Regions from separate parts of the Mus musculus genome. Here all the other regions are linked to region 1. Evidence: chromatin loops called from intact Hi-C (ENCODE). Cell type or tissue: heart. All regions are shown on one strand.

Evidence for each region. Peaks named below come from ENCODE experiments on the same cell type or tissue, not always from the same donor. Only the 100,000 strongest peaks of a DNase experiment are listed, where the experiment ranks them.
Region 2: it touches region 1 in a loop (2.6-fold over the local background); 7 of 42 quality-filtered maps call a loop at or near these places.
Region 3: a loop joins it to region 1, with 2.4 times the contacts of the local background. A loop is called at or near these places in 3 of 42 quality-filtered maps.

The regions. Positions count from the first base shown.
Region 1 is chr7:112,862,836-112,870,835 of GRCm38, reverse strand. All of the region lies in intron 9 of Tead1 (TEA domain family member 1), which reads right to left. Among named protein-coding and RNA genes, the nearest start is that of Rassf10, 87 kb to the left of the region's middle. In heart, CTCF peaks have their summits at 1,624 (motif pointing right) and 4,885 (motif pointing right); DNase peaks (open chromatin) are centred at 2,034 and 4,905; H3K27ac peaks cover 1,368 bases.
Region 2 is chr7:112,658,858-112,666,857 of GRCm38, reverse strand. No RefSeq gene overlaps it. Among named protein-coding and RNA genes, the nearest start is that of Gm40451, 12 kb to the left of the region's middle. In heart, a CTCF peak has its summit at 3,644; DNase peaks (open chromatin) are centred at 3,467 and 6,327; H3K4me3 peaks cover 2,267 bases; H3K27ac peaks cover 6,210 bases.
Region 3 is chr7:112,557,136-112,565,135 of GRCm38, reverse strand. It overlaps Parva (parvin, alpha), which reads right to left. Exons shown (of 13, transcript NM_020606.5): 5 at 5,067-5,207. Among named protein-coding and RNA genes, the nearest start is that of Parvaos, 25 kb to the right of the region's middle. In heart, no CTCF peak of the experiment used is centred here; a DNase peak (open chromatin) is centred at 3,435.

The sequences.
Region 1 (8,000 bases):
ACAGTGGTAACAAATTACATCTAAAAAAAATACAAAGAAGTAATTGCAAGAGCTGTACATAGCTGTCACTAACAAAGGGAACAGGGAAGTAAGGGACACAGGGTAACATATGGCTCTTTTCCTTACGGGTCATGTGGCTCAATTAGCCGTCCATGCAAAGCTACTGTGGAACATGGCGGGTGGCATGAGGAAGGAAAAAGAAAACATGAAAGGAAACAAAAGTATGATTTTCAGGATGTCTACTTCGGTTGACTACAAGCCCCTGGGCTGCAAAGAAGCATGGGTCACGCTGTAAAACTCTCCTGTGGCTTAAGACAGCTCACAGCAGTTAGGGTAACCGTGTACATGTGAGACTCCCAACACAGGCAGGATCTCTTGGGATCTGGAGTTTCTCAGCTCCTCTTTCTACCTCTGTGACCCTAGTCTGTCGTCACTGTCACTACGAGCCTGAAAGGTTGAATGAAAATCCTGAGAGTCACAGACAGGAGGTGCTGGAGGGGTCAACAGTCCTCCTCACTGAAGCAAGGTTTCTGTCTTCCGGGTCCCTGCTCCATTTGATCTTCACTGCCTATGGAAACCATAGAGGAATGAAGAGACCTGGACGCTGGAGTTGGCTGAGTTCTCAGTCTGGATTTGCAGCTGATTCCATCCACTTTCTAGAAACTTCTTGGCTGGGGCTTTCTGCCTCTCTACCCCAGCTGCCTCCATTCTAAGGCAGTGCCTTCCCTGCATGAGAATCTAGTGACTAGTGAGAGAATGCACGGAAACTACATTATCAACTGGGCCTGTCCAAGAGTCTGTCATGGATACTCTTTATTCCATGACTGTAAAAGTCCCCGACTTGGGCTGGAGAGATGGCTCAGGGGGTAAGAGCACCCGACTGCTCTTGTGAAGGTCCTGAGTTCAAATCCCAGCAACCACATGGTGGTTCACAGCCACCCATAATGAGATCTGACGCCCTTTTCTGGTACGTCTGAAGACAGCTACAGTGTACTTTAAAAAAAAAAAAAAAGTCCCCGACTTGAGGAGAGACCATCGGTGCACTCCCTCAAACAGCTACGAAATGGAAAGAAAAGCTTAAAACAGAACTGCAGGGCGGGAAGTGCCAGGTTCATCGGGGTGATTCCCACTGTCATGAGGTTATTTACTGTCACTACTGGAGCTGAGGTGGGTTCATGACCAAGCTTCTGATTTCCGTTAGGATAGCAGACTCTAACCCAGGAGGCTCCTTTTGAGGAAGCATAAAAGGCCTGTCCTCCAAAATGAGATGGAGCAGCTGGGGATGTACCCAGTTTGAGACAGTAGATCTCAATGGCTAGCGGGGCTTCAAGGTTTTCCTTTCTCTCCCCAACCCTTTTTCTTTCCTCAATAGGACTGATGATCTATCTTATTTAGGGAATTCCAATGTGACCGCTTCATTTTTGAAAGAAGAAAGAGAGGCAGGGAAGGAGGAAGGGAAGGGGAGGGGAGGGGAGGGGAGGGGAGGGGAGGGGAGGAGAGGGGAGGGGAGGGGAGGGGAGGGGAGGGGAAAACTACAAATAACCCTCTGTGCCCTGGGATAGAGCTGAGAGCTGCACTACAGCAAACCACCTGAAGGTGGCGATATTTTCCTAAACTTCTCCCAAAAATTTCAAGTATTTGAAGAACTTAGTAAAACCTTGAAAAATGACTGCTGTCAAATAATACCAAGAGAAAAATTATAATCCACTTAGGAATTTAAAGAAACCAAGACAAATAATTCATGTCGAAGGATACTAATGTCTAAGCTGAATCAGAGAGAGGACAAATCACCTGCCTTTGCTTCCTGTCACGATCCAGCCTGGACTGTCTGTCTGAACCTGAGGGTTCAGGGTGGCCTGGGCAGCCTTTGATGGCAGGGAGTGGGTGTGGAGTCAAGCCAAGAGAGTGACTTGCAGATTCAGCCAGGAGAGGATGGGGATTGCATGGGTCTCTATGAGGCTGCCAGAGAGAAGGTGAACCAGTTTCCTCCAGAGCTTAAACCCAACAAGCTGCTCGATCCCTTGTAGTTTCAGGGTGTTATACCGGGATGCCTCCTTCCTGCTTCCTCTTTCCACCCAGTGCAGCTGAAGAGACACCATGGCTGAATGAAGGGTAGGCACTGGGATGGCAAGCGGGAGGGAAGCTGACCCGCCAAGAAAAGCAGATGGAGCCTGGCTGGGTCTCTGTGAAATGTCTATAAAACCTGCATTTCCAGATGCTTTCAATTGCCTCTTCCCCAAAGGCTAATGAAGAAAGAGGGTGAGTTCCCAGACCAGCTCAGAGAATATAAACCACCCAGCAGACAGGCTGCAGCCATGGGAAGCTGTGTGCTGGTGTGGGACAACTTAGCATCCTTCACTATGGCGAGAGCTGAGGGATCACACCACGTCTGGCCATCATGCAGAGCCTTGGATGCCACCCCATCTCTCAGGTCCCCCTGGAAGACCACAGAGGAAAACCCAAGAGATCCACCCAGCCCGAGACAACCATCAAACCAAGCGGCAGCACCCTCCTGGAGGATCAGATATACTTTGGGATGAAGTATTCTAAGTGTCAAGGATGCTAAGAATGCACAGGTAGGAACCTTCTATGTATGAGCTGTGCGACCTGGTCTGTGTGCCATCTGAACACAAAAATGACACATATGGCTGGGTCTTCTCCAGGGGTCAATGTGAAGGTCAAGTGAAAGAGAGAGTTGCAACAGAATCTGAAAGGGATTGGCCCAGATGGCCACGCCCCTCAATGAGACAAGGTAAGTGCTCTAGCACCCCCTGCATAGCCTGAGGCCTGGAACCTTCAGCTGACTCAGTACCCATCCTCAACTCTACACCCTCCTCACACAAAGGCTCCTACATGCTGGTTTGCTTTTACTTGTTCAGATGACATTTCCAGAACCAGCCAACGTCAGAACTGCGGTCTGACAAAGGAATTTAACTGGATCTGGGAACTTAAGCTTTTGAAAGGAGCTATAAAGATAAGAAAATTAAATCATCTTTGGGCCTATGTTGGCCCGATTGCTTTACTGGAAGGACTCAGGTTATCTGATGGTACTTCTGTGGAACATCAGTAAGAGCTGGGTCAGAGGCCGAAGTCTCCTGAGAGGATTTGGGATCCCTTAGGCAAGGACAAATGACTCACACGAGCCCAGGATCCCCAGCTCCAGACTCTAGCCACCGAGAAACGAGGATCAGAATGCCGGCTCTGCAGGATCCCTAGCCTGGGCACCCTGCAGCAATTCTCCCCCCAACCCCCATCGCACCCCCTGTCCCCCACAGGCGGATCTGTGAATGGTCCATCCTCTCACTGAAAGGAGCTATGTGGGAGGGCACTGTCCACTTAGAGACCTCCCTAGATATTAGTAACTTACTCCTTGGATTTTCCCTGAAATGCCTCAAGCCATTGGCTTTTTAAACAGCCCATTCTTCCATCCATGTGTGAACTGCTTCAAGGTCTCCAAGGCTGGGTCCTAACAGCAATGCCAGTGTCTTGTTTAGTTTGAGGCCGACAGGAAACTGCGTTAGGAGCTTCCTCTCCTCCTTGATACGCTTCTGCATTCCATCAGCGTGCTCACCCGTTCCAGGTACCTGCTCCCTCTTGCAGGCTAATCCTCAAGGTTTTGTCCTCACTACCTACCATCTGGTCCTATTTCCTGTGATAGCATTTTAAGACCAGTTCAAAACACATTTTGGCATCACTCAATCTGCCTAAAGACAGCACCAAATTGTAATTAAGATAGCTACTCAGAGACCCTACATCAAAGCCGGGAAACAGGCTCACACTGCTGATAAGTCAAGGAATCCTATCTTTGTATGCAATACAGACGTCATTAAATCGAGGAGGAAGAGTTCAGGTAAGGACATTCTTTGTTTCTCTGGCTTCACAGAGCGCTCAGCTGCAAACTGGGGTCACTCAGCCTTTCTCCTGGAGGGCTCACATTTTCAGGGCACAATGCCTAGCACAGTGCTGATGGTGTGGCTAAGGAAGGCTGGTGTACCGTGCAGGCACACAAAGGCAAACTCAGGGCACCTACCCTGCTCAGGGGTGCTCCAGTGACACATCAGAGAGCTGGACCATGTGTCATCTCCTCACCAGTGTCCCCTTCTCTAATACGGCTGTCATCTGAGCAACCCTGCTCTCAGCGCCTGGTCATTCTGGCACTTAGACCACAGTGGACAGGAAACATGGAGCCTGGCACGGAGGAAAACTGACAGGGAGGGGTTATGCTGGGGGTGAATAGAGGGGCAACGCTCAACTAAGGGACCTTCCTTGTCCCAGGACTGAGACGGGGCAGGGACTGAGGAACTAACTACCCAGGATTTAACAGGCATACACAGGACACCACGCACAGCGTCCGACTATGAGATTTTGTATATACACGGAAGCAACTGCCAAACACTCCCTCCAGACACAGGTCCTGATTCCAGGACTGGCCCTTTAAAAAAGCCAGCACCTGTGGGAGTTTGCACTTCTTTTGTTTTGTTTGTTTGTTTGGTTTTTGGAGGCAGGGTTTCTCTGTATAGCCCTGGCTGTCCTGGAACTCACTTTGTAGACCAGGCTGGCCTTGAACTCAGAAATCCGCCTGCCTCTGCCTCCAAAGTGCTGGGATTAAAGGTGTGCACCACCACGCCCGGCTTGAGCTTGTACTTCTTTAAGCCCCTTGATGCACAACACTGAAACCATGTAGAAAGTGTAATTTCAAGCAGTCTCAATCATTTCTAAAACAGTCTTTGTTTTTTTAGGTTCTTCCTTCTTTCTTCACCCTCTGCTGTTTTTCTCTCAGTCTCTAGTGGAGCCAAAGGTAACAGAGGGACTGCCTTGCTGGTTTTCTACCAACACAAACAACCACCAACTTGAGGAAGTGCTGCCATCTGTTGTACATGGACCCCAGCGCCAGCAGGGGGCGTGCACCCACCCATTATTCTTCCATTAGAACCTCACAGCCTTGGGCCATGATCACAGGCAACTCCTCAGACATAAATGGACCAGACAGCCTTTTGGTCACAGTATCAGGACTCAGAGTCATCTGATCTGGATATGAATCCCATTTTGAGTATCAGCTGGCAGTCTAACATTAGACAAACTACTTCATAAGGATTAAATAAGTTAACACATAGGAAAGTTGGCACATAGGAAAGTTTTAAGAGGCACTGGTCATAATTGCTAATGAAACTAGCACTGTCCATATGATAGTGACAAAATTGAGAAGTCCTCAGGGATGACAACAGTGTTGTGTGGTGAGCCAGCAGGGTTTCAAACAAGGCTGGCACTGACTGTGCAGCCCTGTACCAGGGAGGCAGGCTAGGTCCCAAGCTCTTAGGCAACTAAGCAATCATGGTACAGAAGACCAGGGTTCAAAGCTGCCTATGAGACAGAATCCCCTTCAAGCCTCTTATCCAGGAAGTGACCTATTTCAGTGTGGAGCTACAGAGTACACCAATTCACCATCACTGTGCCTGGCTGCTTTGTTTCTTTTTTTTTTTCTCTCTAGTGAGAACAGAAGTTCTACTGAGAATATTCTTTAAGATCTATTTTATTTCAATTATGTATATGCACGTGTATCTGTCTCTGTGTAGGGTTGTATACATGAGCACAGGTGCCTACAGACCCATGGTGAGCTGCCTGATAGGGTGGCTGTGAACTGAACATCAATCAGTCCTCTGCAAGAGCAGAAAATATTTTTTTCTTTTGTTTTTTGAGACAGGGTTTCTCTGTGTAGCCTAGGCTGTCCTGGAACTCACTCTGTAGACCAGGCTGGCCTCGAATTCAGAAATCTGCCTGCCTCTGCCTCCCAAGTGCTGAGATTAAAGGCATGCGCCACCACTGCCCAGCAAGAAAATATTCTTTTTTTGTTGTTGTTGTTGTTTTTCGAGACAGGGTTTCTCCATGTAGCCCTGGCTGTCCTGGAACTCACTTTGTAGACCAGGCTGGCCTCGAACTCAGAAATCCGCCTGTCTCTGCCTCTCAAGTGCTGGGATTAAAGGCATGTGCCACCACGCCCGGCTGCAAGAAAATATTCTTAAGCTCAGAGCCAACTCCTGGCTTTAAGATAAGAGTGCATTATCACGTGTGATTGAAATGAGCCAACATTGCTGGAGAGAAGCAGAAGAAATACCCCTGCAGTTGACATGGGGTAAAGACCTAGAGATTCCAACTGCAACATTTAATTTAGTTGTGGTCCTTGAAACTGGCCACTTTGCTGGGCTCCTTAGCAAATGAATGTGTCTAATGGTTTCATGTTAAATTTTAACTATTTCCAAAAGTTTCTGAAATATACCAATGGAGAATTTTAAATGACCTCAATGTGTCTATCTTAGCATCAAAGTGCAATGTAATGAATGCCACGGAAGTCACACAAAGTCTCAAGAACCGAAGAAATCATCCACGTGTTTCGAATTTTTCAGCCTGATCTTAATTCTGAAGCAGCACTCGGGCCTATCGGGGCCAGCACAGAGCGTTTGCCCAGTGAGGTCACTGCAAGGACCGGTGTGCTTCAGATGCTGGTGGATGCTTTACATAACTTGGATAATTCCCTTTCACTTCAATGAGTCAACTACCACTTTTCTCCTCCAGTACACAGAGCATACTTTGGACCCTCATGTTTCCATTAAAATGAAAGATACACAATTTTCAGCCTCTACTCACTCAACTCAGGGTGGCTTATGGATCCACGGAATGGCAGTAAACTCCTGGTCCTCCTGTCTCTAGCTCCCAAATGCTGGCACACACCATCATGCTTAGGCTACATGATGCTGGCAAGCAAACCCAAGGCTCCAAGCATGCTAGGCAAGCACTCTACCAACTGCCCCTATATACATTTAACTGAAAAATGGCTGTGTGAAGGAAGGAGAGACTAGGGAACACAAAATTATGGTTTTAGTTGGTGAAATCCGAAATTACTAAACATCATGCCCCAAGTCAGAAACATCAAGATACATTAGAAAGTATTTTCATTGTCTGAAACTATACTGTCTCAGTGCTGAGGTGTCGTGGGTGGAACCCAGGGCTTGGCATGTACATACTCAATAAGCCTTCTCCAACTAAGCTACATGTCTAGCGTTCAAGGTAGACATTTTAAACTAAAGATCAAGCAACTTTTATTTGTAAAGATTTTAGTTTTCATCATGTGCATTTGTCTTTCACATGTGTATGAGTCTTTCAGTGCGCATGCCTCTGATGGCCAGAAGAGGGTGGGGGGAGTTGTAGATGGGTGAGTTCTCTGCAGGAGCAGAAGAGCAAGCAACTTTCAACTGTGAGGGAAGAGAGCTATTTTACACCGGTAGTAGGCCGTGGCAGACTATGTCTAGTTGACCTTCAGTGTACTTCCTTTTTATTCAGTTTGGGAACTCAGTCTATGGGATGGTGCCAGCTACATTTCCTGAACAGTGAAGTATAAAACCACTTATAGGTGCGTAATCTCTGATTTAAAATGAAGGGGAGGGTGTGTGCAGGCTCTAGGGGAATTCAGCACCTGAAGCTTCTGGAATGTTCCAGCCACATGGAGGAACTGTGGTCAAGAAATCCGATGTGTGTTAATCGGGCACAGGGGGAGAGCTCATCTAGGCTCATCTAGGTCTATGGAGGACCACACAGGCAGTTCAGGGGTCCTTCGGCATGGGTGTGATGAGAGGACACTTCAGGAGAAATGCAGTCCAGTCCTTCTGTTTGCTACCTATACACCTTAAGTGACCAAATGTGCCTGGCCTGCTTCCTCCTCTGCAAAGGGAGGAAATCAGAAGCTATCTGAAGAGGACAGAATGATGGGCTGAATGGCAAAGCACTCTGAAACAAACACAAGACACAGGGGGAAGACCAGGCCAGCCTCCAAGCAGAAACAACAAGCAGGTGGCCCATGTCATCACCTGTACGGACTATTAGCCCAGCAGGGTTCTTCCTGGGTGACACCTGCCACTGGAGACGAGCATACCTGGCAGCTATGTCCTTGCTCGGGTCTCAAGAGCTTCAGTTTCTGGTATCCACTTTACTCCCTCACAGCCCTGGCT
Region 2 (8,000 bases), 200 kb after region 1:
TTCTCAAATATCTTTTCTATATCTATTCAGATCTTGTACACTTCTAATTTTTCTTACTATCTTGATTTTTTTATTGACTGGTAGAATTTTTTCTCTTAGATTTATTTTATTTTATTTCACTCTACAGTGTGTTTGCCTGCACATATGTATGTGCATCACATGTGTGCCTGATACCCATGGAAATCAGAAGAAGGTGTCACACCCCCTGAAACTGAAGTTATAGCTGTTGTGAGCTGCTGTGTAGATGCTGGAAACTGAACTCAGGGTCCTCCATGAGAGCAGCAAGTGCTGAGCATCTCTCCATCCCATGACTGCTATATTAACTAATTTATTTGGATTAATTTCATTTACTTATTTACTTAGAGACATGGTCTCATATAGCTAAGGCTGGCCTTGATTGATTCGTGTTTTGTTTTGAGACAAGATCTCTATGTGGTCCAGGCTGATCTTGAAGTCATGACAAGCCTACCTCCTCTCTGCCTCCTGAGTGCTGGAATTATACAAATGAGCCATCGTGTCTGGTTCCATGAAGTGTTAGATAGACAGTTTAAGGACTTTGGCCAATGTTATACTGGTACTGCTATTATAAGCTATTGCCTCTCAACCTTCATGACTGCCTTTGGAGGCTCCTGGAGGGGCTGGCTCCCTTCTGTGATGCTCCCTAACAGTGTGACAGTATCATTTCTAGCAAGAGTGTATGTTCCCTTTTTCAAGTTTTAAGGAAATCAGTCTCAAACTTGCAGCAGTCCCCCTGCTTCTGCCTCCTCAGCCCTGGCACTGTAGACATATGCCTTGTGTTAAGTACACACAAGCCATCCTGTGCGAGAAAAGCAGCAGATCCAAAGCCAACCTTTTAGGCTTAGGAGACTGGAAAGAGAGAAGTAAAGCTATTCCAGAGGAAGTGGAGCCTGGAAGGAGTCTACGGGGAAGAAGATTCTTGGAGCAGAAAGTTGTCCTATAATTAAACCCCTGCACATGTTAACAGTTCTGCATTTAAAACCTACACAGCCACCATCAATTAGATTAGCATATGACCACTTCTAAGACTTTTAAATCCCTAAATTTGCTGTGTTAGGAGTTGCTGCTCAAATTTACTTCCTGACACATTTCTCCATCTGATCAGTAACTCGACGAAGAGTTCTGCTGTTCAGGTTTTGCACGCTTCTCCACATTTCGCCGTTTCCCTTGAGTTTCCGTTGGATTTTGATCTTGACCCCTTTCATCTTTATTAGTTCTTATTATGCAAATGTAAATCATCTACTGTAAGACAGTAATGCATGAATAAAGAAAATCTCTGCAAGTTATTGTATATATATATTAACAAACTAATATTATACATTTAAAAAATGTCTTACTTAAGGTTTCTATTGTCATGAGGAGACACCATGATCACGGCAACTCTTATGAAGGAAAGCATTTAGTTGGGGCTGGCTTACGGTTCAGAGATTTACTCCATTGTTATCATGGTGGGAAGCATGGCAGCATGCAGGCAGAAATGATGCTGGAGATGGGCTTCTGAAACCTTAAAGCCTACCCCCAGTGACACTTCCTCCAGCAAAGCCACACCTCCTAATAATGCCACTCCCAGTGAGCTAATAGGGGCCATTTTCATTTAAACCAACACAAAAGATATTTCCTTTGAGCAGGTATGGTGGCTCATGCCTTTAATCCTAGCACTCAAGAGGCAGGGGATAAGATTCTAACGTTAATGTGGAGAGAAACATGACCCACAGAATCTGACACTACAGAAAAGACAGACTGCCTGTGGAGGGTGGTTTACTCTCACACTGTGTAGTGGTCTAAATAAGAATGGCCCCATAGGCCCATATGTTGGAATATTTGGTCCCCAGCTAGTGGAACTGTTTGGGAAGGATTAGAGGGTGTGGTCCTGTTGGAGGAGGTGTGTCACTGGGCTGGCTTTGAGGTTTCAAAAGATTCACAGCATTTTGAGCTAGTGTTCTTTACCTCATGCTTGAGGTGGGAGGTGTGAGCTCTCAATTGTTCCTGCCAGAAAACATCTGCTCTGCCATGATGGACAACAATGCTCTGAAACTGTAAGCACAATCGTACCCGTCTGTTCATAAGTTACCTTGGTCACGGTATTTTACCAACAGCTATCAAAAAGTAACACAACTTATGACAACTCTAATGCTCCCTAGAAGGCTTCAGTAATCAAGGCAGTGTGGTGTTGGTGAAAAAATAAGCAAGGTAGTACCAAGCCAGACCCAGAGAAAGGTGATCAGCCTGTCTTTGACAAAGACACCAAGTCCACTGGATGGAGAAAGTATGGACTTTCAACAAATGATGCTAGAACCTTTAACAGTCATATGCAAAAGAACCCTAGTGGGCTGGAGATTAGGAGACTGGAAAGAAAGGAGTGAAGTCATTCCAAAGGAAGTGGGAAGAAAAGAAAGCTGGAAGAAGTTTATAGGGCAGGAAATTCTTGGGGCAGAATTTGACCTATAAATAAATCTCTGCACATGCTACCAATGTTAACCAGAGTTAGGGACATTGAAGACCAGAATTCAGTTCCCAGCACACTCCTGTTTTTTTACTTTTAGTATGGGGTGTGTGTGTGTGTGTGTGTGTGTGTGTGTGTGTGTGTGAGAGAGAGAGAGAGAGAGAGAGAGAGAGAGAGAGAAGGGGGGTCTTACTCTGTGGCACTAGCTTTGAACTCACAACACCTCAGCTTCTAGAGTGCTAACATTACAGCAATGAAGCAATATGCCCAGTTTGTAATTCACACACAACTACACACAGGCACACACACAAAATTGGTTTTATTTTTCTGTATTGGTATTTTGCCTCTACGCACACACATGCATCTTGTGTATCCCTGGTGCCTGAGGTCAGAAGGCAGCATTGGATCCTTGGAAGTCGAGTTACAGTCAGATTTGAGCTGTCATATGAGTAATGGGAATTAAACCAGGTCCACTAAAGGAACAGCCAGTGCTCTTAACCACTGAGCTGACTCTTCAGGCCCTGTAATTATTTTCTTGATAGTTGGAGTTGTGCATGATGTCTAGGGTAGAAGGGACTGTCACCCTAGTTCTCTCAGAAGGTGGTGGCAAGGAGCTGGGTATGATGCAGGACTCTAGGCTGTGTTAGCTCTCCGTCTCACAGTGAGCCTGTGGTTTTAGGCTGTGAACATCACAAATACTTCCCAGCAAGTCCCGTTGGTTTGGGCAACAGACAGGAGTGGGCTGGGTATGGTTCTTGCCCATGTGCAGGATTAGAAGGAGCTGGAATTCAGTATTTCTTTTCTTCCCCGTGGAAGGCGAGAGCCAGCTGGAGTTGAGCGTCTCCCCTTTCCCTGTCATTTCTGCTTTGCTAAACCTCCAGCTGGTTCAGCTCTAGTTAAATCATTTCTCCCGGGGGCAGGAGTTGCTAAGAAGATTGGAATGTGCTTGGTATTTCAACATGGTTTCTCTTCTCTCTCTACCAGAAGCACTGGGGGTGGGGGTGGCATTTCTCAGACAGTCACCATGAGAACCTATCAGAGCTCCAGGATGCAAAATTCACAGGAGTCTGGGAGCCCCAAGAACGGGGTGTCCCTGGAGTTTTCATCTCCCAGGCTTGCCCACGCGGCGCCTGCAGTATTTTATCAACCTAGTGCAGATGTGCTCAATCCTGGCAGAACCACTAGGGAAGTTTCAGCTTTTGGATTCCAGACCTGGTAAGATGTGACTCTCTTGTGTTTGCTTATAAGTCTCTCCAATTTGGGAGCAGAGGCTTGCTATATGACCTCACTTCTCTAATGGACCTTGGAAGAAGGGGTTGAATTTCCAATTTACTTAGCTTTTTGTCATTGTGAGGAGGGAGGCTTCTGGCTTTTTACATGCCAGACCGGAAACGTAGCTTTTACGTTGGATGCTTATGTGGATTACAGTCTGCTCTCATAGTTCAGGAAGTTTACATTGCTCCACAGTCAGCTATGGGCTCAGAACTTCCTCTCTGAGGGCTCCACAGAGGTTGAAATCCTGTGTATGTATGTATAGTCTTCCAGACTTCCAGTGGTTTTGCGTGACTTTTATTTTTAAGCTCAGCCTCTTAGTAGCTGCCCCTCTGGGGCAAAGGAACTTATTACTCAGACTGGCTTTAAGCAGCCTATTCAAGCAAAACTTCACCTTGTAATGATGACCTGTGTGAAGCCCAGGGGTATCCTTCACGCCCAGCCCCACATCCTACATGTGGGGTAGCCTTGAGCATGTGCAATGTCTCAGTGTTGACTCAGTCACAGCGGGCCTCTTGCCCTGGTTCTGTCAAACTTCTGTCTCTTCTGTTGGTTTGCTCACGTTACTGAGCAAGCGGCCTCCTTCCTCTTTGTCATCTTTCACCTCATCTTCAAGGTCTCCATGCTCTCAGATGGTGCAATGGTTTGAATGAGAGTTCCTGTGTAGGCTCATAAATTTGCATGCTTAGTCACCAGTTGGTAGAAGTTTGGGAAGAGTTAGGAGATGTGGCCTTGTTGAAGGAGGTATATCACTGGGGGTAGGCTTGGGGGTTCCCAAAAAGCTCACTCTGGGCCCCTTCTCCCCACCTCCTACTTCCTCCTCCCCCCTCCCACCCTACCCCCACCCCTACCTACAGATGAGGATGTGTAGTTCTCAGCTACTACTGCAACGCCATGTCTGTCTATCCTTGGCATGATGTTAATAGACTGACTCTCTAAAACTATAAGCCATCTCCCAGTTAAATGATGTCTTTTATAAGAGTTGCCTTGGTCATGGTGTCTCTTCACAGTGATAGAACAATAACTAAGGTAGACAGGTGTAAAGTTTTTTACTCTCTGTTCCAGACAGTTCCTCCCATACAGGCCCCATAGATCTTTCTTCTTCCCATGTATAGCCTCTGCTTTATTCCACCAAATCTGGGATGGAGACCCACTTTGTAAGTGGGCCATGCCTTTTTATGCAGAGAAGGAACAGGAGGGTAGTTGTCCTCCTTTCCTCTTGTAATGCTTTCTACATGGAAAACTCACCCTACGAGCACATGAAGTAGGGGTGGTGTGGGTTTGGGGTGGTGGCAGCTTATCTGATATTTGTAGCTTACCATATGTGAGGACAGTGTTAAACATGGAAGTACACACTGAATGAAAGGAAAACTGTAGTCCTCTTGGCTGTTTTGTTGTACAGTAGAACCTCTAGTACTAGGTTGATGGCATTGGATGGGGAGTGGCAGGTGAATCCACAGCCTCCTAGAATGAGAAGGTAGAGAGGAGTCTCATTATTTGTTTCTTTCTTTGGGGTATCTGTGAGAGAAAGCAACTTAGGGAAGAAAAGAAGGGGTTGTTCTGGCTCACAGTTTAAGGGGGTACAGTACTCCACAGTGGGAAAGTGTGGCTACAGAAATGTGATACGGCCAGTCACACTGTGCCCAGTGATGCTTAGCTCGCTGTCATTTCTCTCTCCTTTTTATTCATACCAGTACCCTAGCCTATGGGATGCTACTACCCATATTCAGAAGAGTCTTATCCCTTCTTGGGTTAAATCTCTTGGGAAACATCCTCCCAGAAACATTCAGAAATGTGTCTACAGATGACTCTACATCCCATCAAGTTAAGGATAAGGATCAGCCATCCCTGGGGTCTTAAAGGAGCCCTCACTGGCTTGGAACTCTCTAAGATCAGCAGGGCCTCCAATCTTCCACTCCTCCTCTGCTGCCCAAGTGCTAGGAGTTTAGGTGTCCATCACCATACCCTGTCTACCTGATTAACAGCTATTTCCCCCTTTAATAGAGAACCACAGAGGTAGGAGTGGATATAAGAGAGAGTGCAAGCTGTTCATTCTTTTGTTAGGCATAGTAGTTCACATCCTAGCACCCTGAAGGCAAAGGCATTAAGATCAAGAGTTCAAGGCCAGCCTGGGCTACATAAAAAGTTCTAGATCTGTCCGAGCTACTTAATGAAACCTTTTGTAGAAAAGCTGGAATGAAAGAAGAAAAAGAAAAAGAGGAAGAAGAGAAAGAGCTAGGCGTGGTGGTCTACTTGGCGAAGGAGGTACAAGGCCAGCCTGAGCTGTATAAGACTCTTGTTTCAAAAACAATGAACAAATAGAAAACCAAAACCAAACCAAACATACAAAACTCCCAGAGATTCCCATGTGTGGTTAGATGTCACAGTTGGGATTGTCGCTACCATATTGTCCCTGTGTGTGAGGGTGTGAAGGCACTGCTTAAGAGCCACTGTCTTGGGAGAGTGGAACCCTAGTTTAGAGTGCAGGAACCAACTGGCAGAGGTATTGGTCTTCCTAATAATAGCACAGGATCCAGGGGAGGACTCTGCTCCATAGTTCCAAGTGAGAAAGGCAAGCAGGCTATCTGTCACATGCTGCAAGCAGGGCCAGCAAGGGGAGGACTGGTAGGAGCCTGTGACAGTATCCAGGGTAGGGCTGGGAAGGAATGCTAGATAAGAAGGCTAGAGACCGGATGCCCAGGAGGGAAGGCTGCTGGAAGGGGGGTGGGGGGGTGGGGGGGGGTGGAGCTGTGCTTGAATCCCAGCAATGATGGCTAGTTGGGTGTAGGGTTTTAGCCTTTTGAGTACTGGAAAACTCTAACTAACTAAATATTTTTTAAAAAGAGCAAACAAAACAAAGAAAATAAAACAAAACACAAAACAAAGAAACAGGAAGGAGAAATTCAGTTTTGTTGTCCTGGGATCTCCCTCCAGGAGTGCCCTCTGGTAGATAAAGCTGTGGGGTGGAGCCTGCTTCTCTTCAAGGCGGCTCTGCAGGTCCTGGGTTTGGACCATGCAAACCAAAGAAATGCACGTGTAAAAAGGTTTGCACCCACAATTCCCACACCCCATCTGGGAACAGGAGCTCTGACAAAAGCCTGTGTGCATCTGAACTATGACAGAAACTGCAGAATCAGAGTTGCCCAAGAAACCTGGCATCCAGTGTGCTCTGGGCAGCGGAACCTCTCAAAAAGGCAGCCGCTCACTCTTCATTACTGTGCAATCTAAGACCATTTCAGGCAGAGAGGCAGGGGACTGCAGGAGTCCATTAATGCTGAAGGCTGTGACGATAATGGCACCTTAGTGTGACCCCAAGTTCATTCAGGCCTCATTAAAGATGCTCCCTGTAGGCAACTTTGGTAGTTGTTTAGATTAGAAACTGCTATTTTTAAATGATAGTTATCACTTTGGTGGAATGAGAGAGAGATGACAGTCACAAGCACAAACATGCATTTATTTATGAATTTCTTTCTTTCTTTCTTTCTTTCTTTCTTTCTTTCTTTTTTTGTTTGTTACGGTTGGTTTTGTTTTTTTTGAGATAGAGTCTCCTTGAACTCCCAGAAATTCACTGCCAGGCTCTGCCTTAAAAGTGCTGGAATTAAAGGTGTATGCCACCATTCCTGGATTTTTTGTTTTTGACTGGAACTCATGTACCCCCTGCTTATTTGGATAACTGGTATAGACCAGTTTGCCCAGTTAGTGTGGTACTGAGGATGGAACCCAGGACTCCTTTTAAAAACTTTAAGATTTTATTTATTTTGTGCTCTGCCTAAGTGTATGTGCAGTACATGCCCCATACTCTTAAAATTCAGATGAGGTCATTGGATCCCTTGGAACTAGAGTTATAGTTAGTGTGAGCAGCCAAGTGAGTGTTGGGAACTGAGCCTGGGTCCTCTTCAAGAGCAACAAGTGTTCTTAACTGCTGAGCCTTTTCCCCAGCTGGAACCCAGGGCTTCTTGCATGCAGCCTCCCAATCTTCCTAAATCCGAGGAAGAGCGAACCTCACAGAAGAGAAAGGAAATAGACACAAGAACAGTGATGGACTACAGTTGAGAACTCCAGAACATTGCATATTTCGATTGATTGACAACTGACCCTTCAATTTAGTGGCTTAAAATCATGGGCTAAAGACACAGTTGGTAGAAGCCATCATGCATGAAGCCCTGGCTTCCATACCTAGCACTGCCTAAACAGAACATGGTGCCATGCATCGCTACAATCAGGAGGTGGAGGCAGGAGGATCCCATTCTATGTGAGACCCTACCTC
Region 3 (8,000 bases), 310 kb after region 1:
ACGCAGACATGCTGAAGTGAAGGCATGAAGGGCTGCCTTTAAGTTAAAGGGAGAGAATTCAATAATAGAGAAAAACCTGAGTACTGAGATTCTGATAGCCATAGTAAGAATGCACATTCTACTTAATTATGAAAAAGAATATTCATGGTAGTTTAAAAATGAGATTTATTTATTTACTCCATGTGTGTGGATGTTTTGCCTGTATGCATGTCTGTCTGTGCACAATGTGTGTACCTGGTATCCACAGAGACCACAGGAAGTTATCAGATTTCCCTTTGCTGGGGTTGCAGATGGTTATGAGCTGTCACATGGGTGCTGGGAATGGAACCCAGGCCTCTAAAAGAGCAGCTCTGAACTGCCGAGTCATTTCTCCAGCCCTTCATGTTCATTTTGTTGTTATACCTTAAGGGACAGGAGTGGTGGTCATTGTGTGTGATAAATGTGTTGTTAGGCTAGAAAAGACATCGATGGCAGGTACACAAAAACAAACCTGTAGACCAATAGGGGAGCGTAGGACACCAGGAAATAAACCTGTGGCTACAGTCACCTGGTTTTCAACAGGGATGCAGAAAAGCATTTCCTGGAGAAAAAAATGGCCTCTAACAAGTGGTGCCGGGAAAGCCAAGCACTCAACCCCTTGCAAAAGAATGAAACTAGATCTGTATCTCTCACCGTGAGTGACAATCAACTCAAACGATCAAAGATCTTAACGTGGGACCTGAAAAGTTGAAGCTGCTGATAGAAAACCCAAGCAAAAGACGTCTACACAGGCATAGACAAAGACTTCCCACAAAGAACCCAGTGTCTTGGGAAATGACCCCGTGAACTGAAAAATGGGACTATGGGTAATTAAAAAATGTCTGCAGAGCAGAGGAAACAATCAGCGTAAGGAAACGGCCTACAGCATGGGAGAAAATCTTGCTAGCTCCTGTGCCATAAGATGTAGCAGCTGTAAAGAACCTTAAAGAATTAAACATCACTCTACCCTCTCAACCATCCAATGAATGACTGGGTAAATGCACTGAATAGACATTTCTCAAGAGATAATGCAAATTATACATGTATAATTTGCAAATTTCTCACAAGAAATGCAAATTTTATTATTATTATTACTACTATTATTATTATATTGTGCTCTACTTCCTTAACCATCAAGGCAATGCAAATTAAAAGTACTGTGAGATTCTATCCAGTTAGAATGACTACCACCAGGAGAACAAACAACAAATTCCGGTGAGGCTACGGAGAATGAGGAAGCCTCATTCACACTGGTGGGAGTGGACACCGGTGGGGCCAATACAGAAATCAGCATGGTGGTTCCTTAAAAAACTAAAAATAGAACTACCATACACAACAGCTAGATCACTCCTGGGTGTATCCCAAAGATGCTATGTGGCCATGCCATGGAGTTACATGCACATCTATGTTTACTGCTGCGCTACTCACAAGAGCCAGGAAATGGAACTGGCCTTGATGTCCATCAACAGATGAACAGACACAGTGTATGTATACGATGGAACAATTTAATTCAGCTATAGAGGAAAACAAAGTCATGACATTTACAGGCAAATGGATACAACTGGAGATCAACAGGCGAAATAAGCTATGGCTGTTTTCTTTGTGTGTGTGTGTGTGTGTACACGCGTACATGCATGCGTGTGAGATAGGGAGGAGAAGAAGGAGGAGGACGAGATCTTAAAGGACAGGGGAGAAGAGAGGGAATGGGATGCATGTGACATGAAAACAGAATGAGGTACTATCTGGGCTGAGGAAGGAGTGAGCAAGAGGGGGCAGGAAGGAGGGAGAGAGCAGTGGGTGAGGAGGAGGAGTTAGAGCTGATGAGTGACACAAAGGTATGAAAGGGCACAGCATCATAACTCTGTACTTTGCATGCTAACTTAAAATAATGAAAAAGATGGAAAAGCTATTCCATTTGTGTGTCTGTGCCCGCAATGTGGACAGCTACCCACGGTGCAGGCATCCCCCGGCATGTTGAAAGACATCCCCTTAGGATACAGGGAGATTCCTATCTATACATGCATCCATGTGTATTCATATGTGAGAAAACAAAAAGCATGTTCTAGACACTCTTTATTACACACACAGACACCCACAGATGGACAAACACACACCTTGCAGTAATACTCCAAAATTTTCAGGGCCCATCTCTAGGTAGGCAGCTGTGGAGGCCTCGTACACAGGCTCAGTCAGTGCACAGCCTGGCTCTGCAAGTGGCTCTCTGAATCAGATTCCTGGCTCCCCTGTCATCACTCTGTAGGCAGGGCAGCAGTGCTCCTTCAGGGGACATGGACTGTACCAGTCACCCTTCCTTGCTCTGGGGAAGCGATAGCGGAAGACGCTAGACTTCCTGACCCTGGTATAAACATTTGTAGTGTCATACCTCCTCTGTGCCTTGATTTCCCCATCTGGGAGATGAGGGTGGTGGAAAGAATTACCTGAGCTGGGTGAGCGAGTGCTGAGAGGATTGAAATGGACATTGATATTTCAATGTTTTTATACACTGGCATTTTCTAAATTTTCAATAGTAAAAAAATACTGTTCATGAACAGGAAAGAAAGAAATCCCTAAAGTCCTAGATCAAAGACCTTGGTAACTCAGCAGCCTGTCCCTGCCACCCTTGTCCTGAGCATAAAGGCGACACCGTGTCCCCAAACGCACAGTCAGGCCCGATTAGAGAGAAAGGAGAGAACTTCTCCCTGTGAGTTGTGCCTGCTCTGTTCCTTCTAGAACACACTGCTTCTTCTTGTAAACAAGATCCAGCTCTTCTTGATGCCCTGAGGCATCACAGGGAGCAGCCAAGAGAATAATTATCTCTTTTGACCCGCTAATCCATCTCCATTCTGGAGATCCAGCCAGGGAGACTAATTCACAAGAAGTAAACAGAGAGACAGCAAAGACATCCAACTAAATCCCTCTGATATTAGCAGCCAGCTTGCAAAGTGTGTGTGTGTGTGTGTGTGTGTGTGTGTGTGTGTGTGTGTATGCGTGCTGTATATGTGTGAGGCCAGAGGTCAATATCAGGCGATCAAGTGTTTTCCTCAATGCTCCATCCACTTTGTATTTTTGAGACAGCATCTCTCACTGAACCTGGAGTTCAGTGACTCACTTAGCCAGGGTTGGCCAGAGAATTCCAGAGCTCTCCTGTCTCTGCCTCATGAGCACTGAAATTACAGGTAAGTGGCACTACTCTGAGCTTTTAAGTTTTTAAAAATAAATGGGCACTGGGGCTCTATCCAAGGCTTGCGAGGCAAGCACTTTACCCAGTAAGTCATATGCTCGGCCTCATGTCTCCTTTTCTGACCATGATTTAATTTCCCAGGTACACAGGGAAATAGGGCTCCTTAGCAGGGCAGCCTCTGGGGCCTAAAGCCAGGTCCTGTCCTCAACCCTCAGGTGACTTTGGGTAAGCAGAGAATGCCCTGTTCCCAGCTTATCACACTGTTCTATGCCAGCAGTGGTATAATTATGCTGAAGGAGGTAGTGGGTGTTTTGGCTCCAATGGCAGATGTCAGAAATGAGGACAGAAGACAGCTCCTGGCAGCTATGAGGTCACTGGTGGGGGAGGAGGATTCTAATACTTAGATCCAAACACGGTCTAACCATTTTATTCTCACTGTAAAAAAAAAACATGCATTTGTTTATTTACAAAGAGAAAAATCAGAAAACTCCCTGATTAGGGATTGGCTGTCATTGCTAGTGTCATGTGACCCATTCATTTACTGTTGAATCTGACTTTGGGTTTCTATCAGATGCCAAGGCATCTTGAGGCTGCAAAAGAATGAATGTTCCCTGGGCTGGGGAGATGACCCAGAGGTTCAGAGCACTAGTTGCTCTTCCAGAGGACTGAGGTTTGATTCCCACTACCCACACAACAGCTCACAACTGTTTGTGAGCTCCAGTCCCAGGGGAGCTGACACCTTCTTTTAGCCTTTGTGGGCTCTATATCAGACAAAACACCTATGCATATTGCATATAAAAATATTAAAAAAGAATAAATGGTTCTATATTTTTCTGAAATCTTTGAGCTCTACTACCTGTGAAAGGTGGAACTTAAAAAGTCCTGTACTAGGTAGGGGTGGAAAGATGGTTCAGTCTGTAAAGGTGCTTGCTGTATAGCCTGGCGAATGACTGTCAACTTGACATGACCTAGAATCAGATTCACCTGGGAAGAGAGTCTCAGTAAAAGATTGGTTGCACTGGATTGGCCTCTGTGTCTGTAAGCTAACTGATGTAATAGAAATGTGGCAGAGGTTACCCATCCCATTTATAAGACTTAAAATGGATTCCCCCACTTAGGAGTTAAAAATTATGTCTTCAAACCTAGGAAAGGAAATGATCTGCCTTCACTGTAAGTGACCTCATAGCCGCAAGACTACCCAGTACGGGGGCCACCATTCCCTAGGCAGGGGTGCTGAACTCTGCAAGTGGAGAAGAACTCAAGCCGAGTAGAAGCAGTCAAGCAAATGAATCCATGTACAGCAACAGGAGAGAACTGACTCTATAAAGTTGTATCCTGATATGTACCATGGCATGAACATTCCCCCTTCCCTGCTATGTGTCAGTCAGTCTGTCTGTCTGTCTGTCTGTCTGTCTATCTCTCTAGTAAATAAAACATTAAAACAAACCCTTTCTAGTGCTTGGTATCTGTACTCCTTCTGAGGAGCAGGGTAGAAGTGACAGGGTGTGGGCAGAACTGAAGCCTCACTCTTGGCCTCTCAGCTGTTTGGACCTGTGACCCTCAGCTTCCCCAAGTTCCTACATGCTGGAGACAGCACGGCTCTCAGCAGGCTGTGTGGGCCTCGGAAGTGCCTTCCGGAACACATCATTTCCTTACCAAGCTGACCTGAAAGCCTTCCAGACAAAGGAACACAGACCTGGACATTTTATTATTATTTCCACCCCCAAGGGTTTGTATGATAGGCTATCTTTCCTGTCAAAGGTTATTTCTCAAAGAGAAATGACTTGGCGTCCCAGGTGACAGTTTAGGAATGGTGGGGGACCCTTAGGGGCTAGTGTCGTTGCACAGTCCTCCTCTCCTAACTCACAGTCCACGTTCCACTTGATGCTCCTGGGAGGAAGCTTCAGGGTCTCATTGATCTTCTCCAGCACAGTCTGTAGCTTCTGTTTCTGGGCGATCTCCGACTGCGTAACCTCGGCCACGTTGAGCTTCTCACTCTCCAGTTTCTCTGCAGTGGGAAGGGAAAAGAGCAGCTGTTATCCTGGGTCACAGAAAACCTAAGTTGTGCCTATTCTTTCACGCGTTCACCTATGACAACACACAATGACCACATCTCTACAGTAAAGCCTAGGACTGTTCTGGGGTCCCACCCCACATAATCAAATCTGGGGGTGTTTGAGTGTCCGGTCAAAAATGGCCGGGTGTTTGCAATCCTATGCAATCCTTTTGTATGCTTTAGGCGTCTCTGTATTATTCAAATACCTTATACAATATAAAGGCCATTATATACTGTCATTTTATATTGCTTATAGAATCATGACAAGAAAAGTACGGATATTTTCAGTATGGATGTGATTTTTATTCAAAGATTTTAATTTACGGTCCATTCTAATTCCATTTTTTGTTGCTGTGATAAAATAACCCCCTCCCCCCAAAAAAACCCAACCCAGTAGAGAAAATGTATGTTGGCTGATAGTTCCAGGCTACATTCCATCACTGTGGGAAGTCACAGTGGCAAGAGCCTGTGACAGTTGGTCAGTGGCATCACACAGAGAGATGGATGTACGCATGCTCACTTCTTGCTTCTGCTCAGCTTCGTTTCCCCTCTCATATAGTTCAGAAATCCCCACCTAGGGAGTGGTGCTGCCCTCAGTGGGCTTTCCCACACCCATTAGCTTCATTAAGACAATTCTCCTCAGGCATGCCCTCATGCCCACCCAGTGCAGGGTGTAGACAGTCTCTCACAGAGACTCTTCCCAGGCCACTGGAGGTTGTGCCAGTTGAAGGACCAAGTGTGTTGAGGGCCTTCTAGAAGAGGGACGCTGCTCCTTGTCTAATTGAGCATGCGTCCTGTGGAAGCCTTTTGACTGTACTGTAGATCCCCAGGACCACAGAAATGGGGAATTTACCCAGCCACCAGCTATACCATCTTATAGGCACTCTGTCTGCTCTTGTATGGATGTCACCCCAGTCACACTAGTCTGACAGAAGCATCTCTTTGCTTTTCCTCCCAACCCCTAAAATCAGCATGTGTCTTAAAAGAAATGACATCCTACAAGTACTACCATCCAGCTGGAAGACAGAAGAACCCTCATGGGACCATTACTTCCATGCTCTGATAAGCCCACAGGAGCACCTGCGCAAAATAGCAGCTACAGATTTGAAGTAAGAAGCAAGCACCTGGTAATGGTGAGTGGGGACTTCTCTATTTAGACGGTGCTCGCACTGTGATGTGCTAATACCAATGTAACTTGTGTCCCGACACAGGAGACTGCTTGATCACTTTACTAATCTAGATTTGCATTTTAATCTATCACAAAGGACAAAACAATAGTAGCCCCTTTGATGGGAATTACAGTGCCTGCTTCTAGATTCATCTGAATCCATGCTCCCTGCTCATTCAGGACTGAGAGAGCCCATGGCTCAGAACATGTTTAAAATAGCTTTTCTCTGCATTTTTAAGGGCTGCCATATAAATATTTCAACTTTCCATCAGTGCTCCGACAAGCGCTTATTTATTTTTGGTAATTACAGCTTACACAAGTTATATGCCCTTTGGTGTGAAACTGTCCACTGGAGAGTCTGCAGTTTCTGAAGATACATGAGTTATTGTCAGGAGCAGGGCAGGATGACTGCAGGCTATTTGTAAGTGCAGCATCCTTAGATGTATCTCTCTGCCCTCTTCAGTTGATTCAAGCCATCCCTCACTTTCTAAGTGCAGGGATTTATCAAGCACAGAGCAGACCTTATATATCACTTTGAGAGTGAGCGTGGGTGTGCACACATGTGTGTGTGTGTGTGTGTGTGTGAGTACAGAGAGAGGAAGGGACGGAGGGGAGGGGAAGAGAAGGAGGGGAGAGAGAGGGAGGGGAGAGAGAGGGAGGGAGGGAAAGAGACAGAGACAGACAGAGAGAGAGAGAGAGAGAGAGAGAGAGAGAGAGATGAGTTAGTTTGTATGGAGCTCAGAGAATAATTGCAGAACCCCTTCAACCACTTTGATCCCAAGGATCAAACTCAGATTATCAGACTTGGTGCAAGCACTTTTACCAAATGAGAAATCTGTCAGCCCACCTTTTCCACTTTTAAGCTGAATTCTTATTTTGGATCCTTTCCTTTTAAAGAAAGGAAAGAATTGTTGCCTGCCTCCCTCCATCCTCCATTGTTTCTTGATGACACTGGAACTGTCTTTAGAAGCAAGCTATTTTTTCATACACTGAGACTGCACGCCCTGGGGAGGACTGCACAAAACACTACGATGATCAAGTTGGAAGCCTGAGCTTGACCCAGAGGAAGAGCTGCTGGGCTAGACTGCTGGTGACCGACTCCGGTCTCTGCAGAGGTTGGGAGGGAGGGAGGAGGAGGGTGTGAGAGCTAGGTGTGTGCCAGCCCAGCCTGTGGATTCTCATCCTTACAGCCTTCTGCTGGCTACCACTAAGGTGAATACTTTCCACTTCCGAGTCTCTTTTCCTTCCTCCTTTCTTTTTCTAGAGACAGGATCTCACTGTGTCGCTCTGGTCAATCTAGAACTCATGTAGATTAGGCTGGCCTTAAATCACACACATTGGCCAGACCCTGCCTCTTAAGTGCTGGGTTTAAAGGCAGGTGCTATCACACCTGGCTTTGTCCTTGTTAAAATAATAGGTGGGCAATAGGAAATATATGCCTGGGGGTTGGCAAGGTGGCTCAGTGGGTAAGTCATTTGGTATCTGACATTGCAAGTGTGATTACCTGAGTTTGATCCTGGGACCCACATAAAGGTAGGAGAGGACAGACTCTTATACATTGTCCTCTGACCTCTGAC